Regions from separate parts of the Homo sapiens genome. Here region 1 is linked to region 2. A link is an interaction called in ENCODE POLR2A ChIA-PET data of the cell type or tissue named here. Cell type or tissue: PC-9. All regions are shown on one strand.

Region 1 (5,000 bases), 180 kb after region 2:
AACACTTCAGAGCACAGCAAATAGCCCAAATTGCTTTAAGTACCAAAGTAGGTGTTAAAGTCCGGAAAGAAAGAGGGCCAGAAGGTCAAAGAGGTGACCTCATCCTGGTGGTACAACCCACATTTTGCCTCTACCAACACAACCACCCACAAACAGCTGTTTTAAGACCTCCCCAGCATCCTGAGAATTCTCTAGTGACTGGATGTAGGTCCTGAATCCAGATTGATAAACAGTGACCTATAATAATTAACCTGAAAAAAAAGATTTTATTGAAATACAGCCAGATTATTTAATAAGAAAAAAATTCTAAAAATAAAAATATATGTCCAACCATAAAGGTAGCATAGTATATTATTTATACTTGTATACACAGTATTATATTTATACCTTAAATATAAACGATTTAAAAAAAAGGAACTGAGAATGGAAGCCTGCAAAAAGCATATGTGTATTTTATACATACATATACATATACCAAAAACCTATCAAAATCAGATACAGTGACTAAGATGTATGATAACAAAGTAGTCCTAGGACAGCTATCAATGTTGTAACTACCTGTTTTGTATCCCCAAGATTACTTTTCTGTATAATCTGACATAACCATATCCCACACAGGTTGTATCACCACCATCTAAGAAAAAAGGATCATGTGCTTAAAACCGACAATGTACACATCAATTGTTTACACAGAAGCCACTGACCTCCTAACAGTGAATAATTTAATTAAAACTCTTTATTGTCTATCTCCCCTCATGATAATACAAGCTTCATGAGAGCAGGGATTTTTGTTTTGTTCACTGACATATTCCCAGTATGAAAACAATGCCTGGCATGTAGCATTTACTTAATAAATATTTGTTAAATCATTAGATTTCCATTCTGGGAGCTATAATTAGTTTCAGTCACCACTCCGTCACCCAGGTTGGAGCTCAGTGGTGCGATCTCAGCTCACTGCAACCTCCACCTCCCAGGCTCAAGCAATCTCCCCACCTCAGCCTCCTGATACCTGGTATCACAGGAGTGCACCACCATGCCTGGCTAATTTTTTGTACTTTTGGTAGAGACAGGCAGTGGGCTGTGGGGGGGCCTCATCCAATACAACTGGTATCCTTATAAGAAGAGGAAATCTGGACACACAGGCACCAGTGATATGTACACACAAAGAAAAGGCCACATGAGGACACAGAAGATGGCAACCTACAAGCTAGGGAGGAAGGTGTTGTAAGAAATCAAACCTGATGAAACATTGATTTCTGACCTCTAGCTTCCAGAACTGTGAGAAAATATGTTTATGTTGTTTAAACCACCCAGTCTGTGGTAATTTTGTATGGTAGCTCTAGCAGACCAATAGACATGTAAACAAGATTTGGGAAGTGATATAAAATAAATATTTGTGATATTTGGTGGAAAAGCTATAGTTTTCCACTTTTTCATTAAAGCTACTGTTTTCTCTAAAAATGATTAGGTGTCTCCCCTTCCCCCATAGTTCAGTCCTAAAGCTATCAAGGCAGCCAGTGCAAGGCAAGTGTGTAAGGAGGTCATTCTGGCAGAGGAGCAGCACAGTACGGGGTGTCAGTTTAGTGCAGGGTATCAACAACCAGGTGGATGAGAAAGGCAGCCTGGCATAGGATGCTGGAGCCCTGGTGGGATGAGAATGTCGGCACAAGATGAGGGGGCAGCCCAGCACAGGTTCAATCAGAACCTGAACAAGCAAGGAAGCAGAAACCAGTGGAGGGGGGAGGGGGGAGGGATAGCACTGGGAGATATACCTAATGCTAGATGACGAGTTAGTGGGTGCAGCGCACCAGCATGGCACATGTATACATATGTAACTAACCTGCACAATGTGCACATGTACCCTAAAACTTAAAGTATAATAAAAAAAAAAAAGAAGAATTTTTCTACATAAAAAAAAAAAAAAAAGAAACCAGTGGAGACAGGAGATTGATTATGTAGGGGAGGACTCATCAAATAAATAAATACATTAAGCATAATGGAAGCCAGGTTTCTGTTGGGGAAGTAACTATATGTAAAAGGAGGAAACAAAAATTAACCCTACGCTGTTGTAAAAATATAGCTGTAACTATATCTATATATTGCCACACACATATGTACATAAATATATTCCTTAATTTTAACTACTGTGACGAGGACTCCAGCAGCACTGAACACAACTAGCACATAGAGCTTGGTTTCTAAATACCTTTCTCCATAAAAGAACTAGGGCTCCTTGGCAAAAATGGCTGATTCTAGGGCTGGAGCAAAAAGGGCACAAGATGAACCTGGATCATCTTATTGTGTCACAAAACAAGAAAGTCTTCAAAGAATGATGAGAACGTGGCAAAAGAACAAAGAAGACAGTTTAGAGGGGTATCTACTTGCCAAAACAGGGTCAATTTAAGCATCAAAATAAATAGTAATGGACTATAACCCATCAAAAAAATATGAAACCTGGCCAGGCGCGGTGGCTCACACCTGTAATCCCAGCACTTTGGGAGGCTGAGGTAGGTCATTTGAGGTCAGGAGTTTGAGACCAGCCAGGCCAACATGGTGAAACCCCATCCCTACGAAAAATACAAAAATTAGCCAAGTGTTAGTGGCGTGTGCCTGTAAACCCAGCTACTCAGGAGGCTGAGGCAGGAGAATCGCTTGAGTCCGGGAGGTGGAGGATGCGGTGAGCCGTGATCGCACCACTGCACTCCAGTCTGGGCAATAGAGTGAGACCCTGTCTCAAATACAAAATAAAATAAAAATAAAAAAATAAGAAACCTGAGTCCATACAGATATAAACCAATAAACTGAAGGTCTGATGAAGAACTGAATATTTACATAGTTTCAAAGCACATTTTACAAAATAGCTATCAACTACCAGCTAAAACAAGTAAAACAAGAAAAATAATTTTGCAATTACTAAAATTGTAAAATTGTGGGCAAGTCTAGCAGACACCAAGTGATCAGAATGGACATCATCAGTAATGGGATAAATAAAAATTGTGTGCCACCTAATAGGATGCAATGAGACAAACACAGCTTCACTTCTGTGGCATTTCTCCCAAAATTGCATAATTTGAATCTAATCAGGATGAAACATCAAATTTAGGGACAGTCTACAAAACAACTGGAGGGCAACTTTCCAAAGTGTCAAGGTGACAAAACCCAAGGAAGACTAAGGAACTGTTCCATATCAAAGAGACTAAAGAGACATGAAAACTAAATTCAACATGTAATTGTGAACTAGATCTTTTTGCTATAAAAGACATTATTGAGACAATTAGTGAAACTAGAATGGGTCTGAGAATTAGTAATGTATCAACATTTCCTGATTCTGTTGGTTGTAATATGGTTGTGTAGGAGAAAGCCTTACTTACAGGAAATAAACACTAAAATGTTAGAGGGTGATAGGGCATCCATTTAGCAATTTAATTCTCAAATTGTTATAGTGTAAAGAAGACAGGCACTTTCATCACCTCTTGGGCTAGGTAAAGGTTGCAAAGACAGGTCTATAGAGGCCAGGAAAGAAATGACTAAAACAAGCTGCATGTAAGGTAGGGACTGAGGGCACCTGGCACACCACTTAGCACATATACAGACCATCTGGAATGGAATGCAAGTCCAGAGTGGCAAGATCACCCTATTTTTCAATAGAAACCAAACATCCACATTGTTATGTGAAATCTCCCTATTTTTAAAACACTCAAAAGGGCCAAACAAAATATGTCTGTTGGCTAAATCTGAACCACAGCTACCTCTGGTCCAGAGACATGTTTCTCAAACTGAGGCTTAGGGATAAAAGGAAGCCACATGATACATACACGGAACATATTCTTGGAGCCGCAGTTTTATCTCAAGGGTTTGCCTGGAATTTTCTGGAAGACAGGATAGTTCCAATTTTTTTTAATGCCATACTATGAAGTATAATGCAAAGTTCATACAATTTTTTTAAACTTTTCATTTGAAAATGATTCCAAACTCACAGAAAAGCTGTAAGAACAAAAACAGTACCAAGAATATCCACATAGCTTTCACCAAATTAACCTATTATTAACATCTTACCCGTTGGCTTTATTTACACACATGCACATATGCATGCTCTGTCCCTCCCTCCCTCTATATGTACACGTATCTGTGTGTATATATAAAACACATATGGCCGGGTGTGGTGGCTCATGCCTGTAATCCCAGCACTTTGGGAGGCTAGGTGGGTGGATCACTTGGGGTCAAGAGTTCCAGATCAGCCTGACCAACATAGTGAAACTCCATCTCTACTAAAAATACAAAACTAGCCGGGCATGGTGGCATGTGCCTGTAATCCCAGTTACTCGGGAGGCTGAGGCAGGATAATCGCTTGAACCCGGGAGGCAGAGGGTGCAGTGAGCCAAGATCATGCCACCGCACCCCAGCCTGGGCGACAGAGCGAGACCCCATCTCAAAACAAAACAAAAAACCCCCATATATGTATTACCTTTGTTTCCTAAACCATAAGCTATAAACATCATGGACCATTCTCCATAAAAACTTGGGTATGTATTTCCTAAGAATAAAAATATTCTCTTACATAACCTGAAGACAGTTACCAAGTTCAATAAACATTAATGCAATACTTACCACCATCCACATGCCAATTTTGCCAAGTGATCCAATAATATCCTTTATTGTATTTTCCCCTCTATACAAGATCCAGTCTAAAATCAGGTAGTTCATTTAGTTACCACATCTCTTAAGTCTTCTTTAGTCTGGAATGTTTCCACAGACTTTGTCTTTATAATATTAAAAAAAAAAAAAAAACCCAGCTCCCCGACGTTTTAAAAAATAGGATGTTCCCCATCTGGAGTTTAAAATTTCCTCATGATTAGATTCAGGCTATGAATTCATGGCTGAAAAACACTGTAACTGATGTGCTCTTTTCTGGGTATCACATGCAGAGACACACAAATCCATTGGTGATATTTATTTTGATCATGCACACAAGGTGTTGTCTGATTTCACCACCATATTGA
Region 2 (5,000 bases):
GACTTGTAAGGAAGGAATAGTCAGCAGTGTTGCACTTCTTTTACAGATTATGTGAGAAAATGGCCATTTCTATCATCTGCTTCTATGAAATGTATTCTCCAGTGTATGGATATTAAATGTTACAGTTTGATGAGTTTGGACAAACCCATGTACTGTATAACCACACCTCCCTCAATATGCAAGATGTTACATCATCCCAGGAAGTTCCCTTGTACCCTCTGTCAATCCCTGCCACCTTCTTATTCTGACTTTTATCATCATAAATAGATAGTTTTGCCTTTTTTTGAACTTCATGTAAATGGAACCAGCTCTGACCCAGGCTGGAGTGCAATGGCACAGTCACAGTTCACTGTAGACTCACTCCTGAGCTCAAGTAATCGTCCTGCTTTTGCCTCTGAAAATGTTGGAATTACAGATGTGAGCCGCCGTGTCTGGCTGCTCAAAAAATATTTTTGAGGTTAGTCCGTGTTGTACGTATCAGTAGTTAATTCCTTTTATCCTCTTATTCTTCTGTGGGATTTCATTTTATAAATATATCACAGTTTATTCTGTTGGTGGTAGTAGATGTTCTTTTATTTATTTTTTTAAAATATTTTTTGAGACAGGTTCTTGCTGTGTTGCACAGCCTGATCTCGAACTCCCCGGCTCAGGCAGTCCTGTCACCTCAGCCCCCTGAGTGGCTGGGGTTACAGATGTGTACCACCACACTTGGTTTATGTTCTTTTAATATATCTTCAGCATAATCTAGGTTTTGTTGCTTAGTAAGAAAAAAGTAAATTTTTCGACTAAAAACTGGCATATTGTAATAAAATGGGCGCTCAGCAGAGATTACCTTGCGATGAGTTTGATATAGATAGGGCTTTCAGATTTCTAGTACCTCTCCTCGTGAATCGTGTTTCTCTTGAGAATTTGAACTTCTTAGTTACTTAAAGATTTCTTAAACTATGTTGAAAAGAAGTGATACTGTGTAGGCTTTATATGAATTGTAAATTTCTGAGTGATTGTGACAGGTGCCCTCCCAACTAGGTGCTCTGACTTTGGTAATTAGGAGTACTTCAGCTTTTTCCTTTCCTGGAAACATACGATGAAGATGTTTGTAATTTGTAGTAGTAAGTAAAGTGAATAATTTGCCATGCACTAAATAACATAATATGGAAAAGGTGGTTCTGTAACAATTGCACAGGTAGAGATTTGTAAGTCAGCTTGACAGCAAGCAGTTGGTGGGATGGCATTTTCCATTGGTTGAAAGGCATCTTCCTTACCTTTCTCTGAATTGCGTCAAAAATAAATTGAGGCCAATAAGCACATGAAGATGTTTAACATTTTCAGTTATTAGAGCAAATCACAACCACAATGAGGTACCATTTAGTATCCACCAGAATGCCTAGAATCAAAAAGACAGATGATAACAAGTATTGGTGAGGATGTAGAGAAACGAAACATGTTACATTTGTGGTGGAAATGGTAAAATGACGCAGCCACTTTGGAAAACAGTTTGGCAGTTTGTTAAAAAAGGAAACGTAATTTTACTGTGTGATCTAGGAATTCCTCTCCCAATTAAGATGGCAGAATGGTATTCTAGGTAAAGGGAACTGTGAGAGTGAAGGAAGGGAGGGGGTCTGGAGGAGAAGCATTGGGTAGGTAAGTTTGACTGTGGAGGATGGAGGTAAATCATGAAGGGCCTAGTATGTAAGGACTTAATTTTGTGAGGCACTAGTAGGAAGTTGCAGAGCAACTTGATGCAGAGTTGTGGTAGTTTGTCCTTTCAGATGAGACAGATGTTGGGGATGAGGAGGGAGGGCTTCAGCATGATTGGTGAATTGGTGCTTTTCACAGTGACAGGGTGTTCCTGAATGGGCTTAGGAGTGAATTTTGGACATGATGAGTGTGAGGTGTCAGAAGGACATGGAGGTAGGTGGTGATGTCTAGCTTACCGTTAGAAATAAATAGAGGTCAGGTGCGGTGGCTCACACTGGTAATCCCAGTGTTTCCGGAGGCCAGGGCAGGAGAATTGCTTGAGGCCAGGAGTTTGAGACCAGCCTGGGCAGCAAAGTGAGACCCCGTCTCTAAAAAAAAAATAAGAAAAATTAGCTGGGTATGGTGAAGCGTACTTGTAGTCCTAGCTACTCAGGAGGCTGACGCGGAAGGATCACTTGAGCCTAGGAGATTGAGGCTGCAGTGAGCTGTGATCAATGCGTTGCACTCCAGCGTGGGTGACAGTGTAAGATCTATCTATAAACAAAACAAAACAAAAAGCCAAATGAATTGAGTCACTGCAGATTGAAACTGGTCTCCAGTCCTAAATCACAGTGGAAAAGTTCATACATTTCTATCATTTAAAAATTAAAATTATGGGGATCCTCTTTTCTCTCCACCCTCTTCCCCAAACCTAAGAGGTAGAAGAAAAGGAAAATGTTACAACCAACTTTTAGAGGGAAAATCATGTTTACTTTTCTCTTTAAAAATTTGGAGCAATTGAAATAAACTAGGAAGAACTTAATTACTAAACGTGGTTAAGGTTGAATGGCTCGTAATTAATTTTGGAGGTGGGGCTTATTTAAGCAGCTAAGAGATTCAGTATTAAAAAGTAAAGTATGTGATTTTTCTTGATCTATGGGCCACTTATTTTTAATTTTATTTTGAGACAGAGTCTCTGTCGCCCAGGCTGGAGTACAGTGGCGTGATCACAGCTCACTACAGCCTCGACCGCCTGGGCTCAAGTCATCTTCCCACCTCAGCCTCCTAAGTAGCTGGGACCACAGGTGTGCACCACTGTACCTGGCTAATTTTTTGATATTTTGTAGAAACAAGGTCTCACTACGTTGCCCAGGATGATCTCAAACTCCTGAGTCAAGTGATTCTCCCACCTCAGCCTCCCAAAGTGGTGGGACCACAGGCATGAGCCATTACGCCCAGCCTGTCCACTTTTTATAAGAACAGCTTTCAGTTGTTTTCTTATTGCTATGGGAATTGTGGATGCCCTGCCATCAAATGCCAGTTGATCAGACTTTGTTTCTGAGATACTCAAACCTACACTGTGAAGCTATAGCCTTCTTTAGTTTATTTGAACATTCTGCCTATATTTACTGAATGCGCTTACTCTGCCGGTTGCTTTTCTAAGTCTTGGAATATAGGAGCAGTGAACAAGATGTGCCAAAATCCTGTGCTTGTGGAGCTTCCATTATAGTGGGGGGAGACACAGTAAGCAAAGTAAAACATAGTATGTTAGGTGGTGATAAGTGCTGTGGAGAAAAATAAAGAGGGTAAGTTGTTAGTAGGGCAAGGGGGAGGACATGCAGTTTTTAAAAGGGTGGTCAGAAAGATCTCTCTGAAAAGGTGACTTATGGGGTTGGGTAAAGACCTGAAGAAGGTGAGGGTATAAGCCACGTGGATACCTGGAGAAGATCATTCTAGGCAGAGGGAACATGGCTGTGCCTGGGAGGTTTCAGGATAGCTCCTGAGCCAGGATCACGCCACTGCACTCCAGCCTGAGTGACAAAGCAAGAGCCTAGCTCAAAAAGGAAAAAAAACAGAATGGGCCGGGTGTGGTGGCTCACGCCTGTAATCCCAGCACTTTGGGAGGCCAAGGTTGGTGGATCACCTGAGGTCAGGAGTTCGAGACCAGCCTGGCCAACATGGCAAAACCCAGTCTCTATGAAAAATACAAAAATTAGCTGGGCGTGGTGGCGTGCACCTGTAGTCCCAACTACTCAGGAGGCTGAGACAGGAGAATGGCTTGAACCTGAGAGGCAGAGGTTGCAGTGAGCCGAGATTGCACCACTGCACTCCAGCCAGGGCAACAGAGCGAGATTCCGTCTCAAAAAAAAAAAAAAAAAAAAAAAAAAGAACGTAGGATTTTACACTGTGACTGTTAAATTATTAAACCTGAATAAACATTGGAGGAAAAGTTACAATTTATAACAATTAATGGGATGAGATAATGAGATTATAGGTAACTTCAATTCTATAAACTTTTACAATATTATAAAGGGAAATACGGAATTAATTTAAAATTAAGATGGTTGGTATTCCTGTTTTCAGATGATACTGTTCAAAAACTTTGCTGTAGTTTTGAATCACTGCATGCTTGGACAAACAAATACAATCCCTTCAAAAATACTCTCACATTAGTCCTGTCGAAACATGAATTTACTTTCAAGCCATTTTTGGAGATCCTTGGTAGAAAGAGTTTTTACATTTTTGCATTCAAGAAGAAATTTTTGCATTTCAAGGAGAAAATATGGTGAGCTCACAGAATGATATAAAGGAGTATCTAACATTCTCCATCCAGTTCAAACCATGATTCTTGTTAGCCTTTTGATCTTGATAGTAGAGCCCCTGTTTGCCTCTCTGACTCCTCTGAGTCTCTGTTTTGAGTGTGTTGTATTTCTAAATGTAGGCCAACATCTTACTGACCAAACTTTCTCTTTAAATGGGCTGTTGTTTTTAAGCAATAGTTGATTGGGAGGGTGGGGTGTGAGTTGTGGAATACTTAAAAGCCAGGGCTCTGGACTTGAGAAAGGCCTGAGTTTGAAAACTTGACTTGCTTTTCACTATTTGATCAAAGGCAAGTTATTCTCTCTCCAGTGTTTTCCTCTGAAAAATGGGAATAGTAATATCTTCATAGGGTTGCTGTCAGAATTAAGTGAAGTAATGCATGTGAAATGTTTGACATGATACTGACACTTCACAAGGGTTAAATAGATATTAGCTGCTGTTGGTTTATAACATTAATATCCATGGTGGCTGAGACTGTGGCAATGTTATTCATTGTGTATTTCTAGTGTAGAGCAAGTGATCAGTAATAAATGTTGAATGAATGAATACGTTACAGAAAACAGGCCATGGTTCATTCCCATTTACTGTACTGTGTCAGAAGAAATAGAAGCCAAGTTTACTTTAATGCTTCTTTTTATTGACCTGTTCATCTAGTGCTTGCCTGGTGGGAGTAGCATTGAGGTTTTCAATATCTAATCTTTATAATATGCCCTGTCAATTAT

The links. ChIA-PET counts read pairs that join two places held together with the same protein. Peaks named below come from ENCODE experiments on the same cell type or tissue, not always from the same donor. Only the 100,000 strongest peaks of a DNase experiment are listed, where the experiment ranks them.
Region 1: POLR2A ChIA-PET joins it to region 2 with 6 read pairs; 5 of 35 experiments call an interaction of 5 or more read pairs at or near these places.

The regions. Positions count from the first base shown.
Region 1 is chr2:42,179,052-42,184,051 of GRCh38, reverse strand. All of the region lies in intron 1 of EML4 (EMAP like 4), which reads right to left. Among named protein-coding and RNA genes, the nearest start is that of EML4-AS1, 11 kb to the right of the region's middle. In PC-9, no CTCF peak of the experiment used is centred here; no DNase peak of the experiment used is centred here; H3K27ac peaks cover 600 bases.
Region 2 is chr2:42,354,563-42,359,562 of GRCh38, reverse strand. The region is part of intron 1 of COX7A2L (cytochrome c oxidase subunit 7A2 like); the gene reads left to right. Among named protein-coding and RNA genes, the nearest start is that of COX7A2L, 4.2 kb to the left of the region's middle. In PC-9, no CTCF peak of the experiment used is centred here; no DNase peak of the experiment used is centred here; H3K4me3 peaks cover 1,018 bases; H3K27ac peaks cover 968 bases.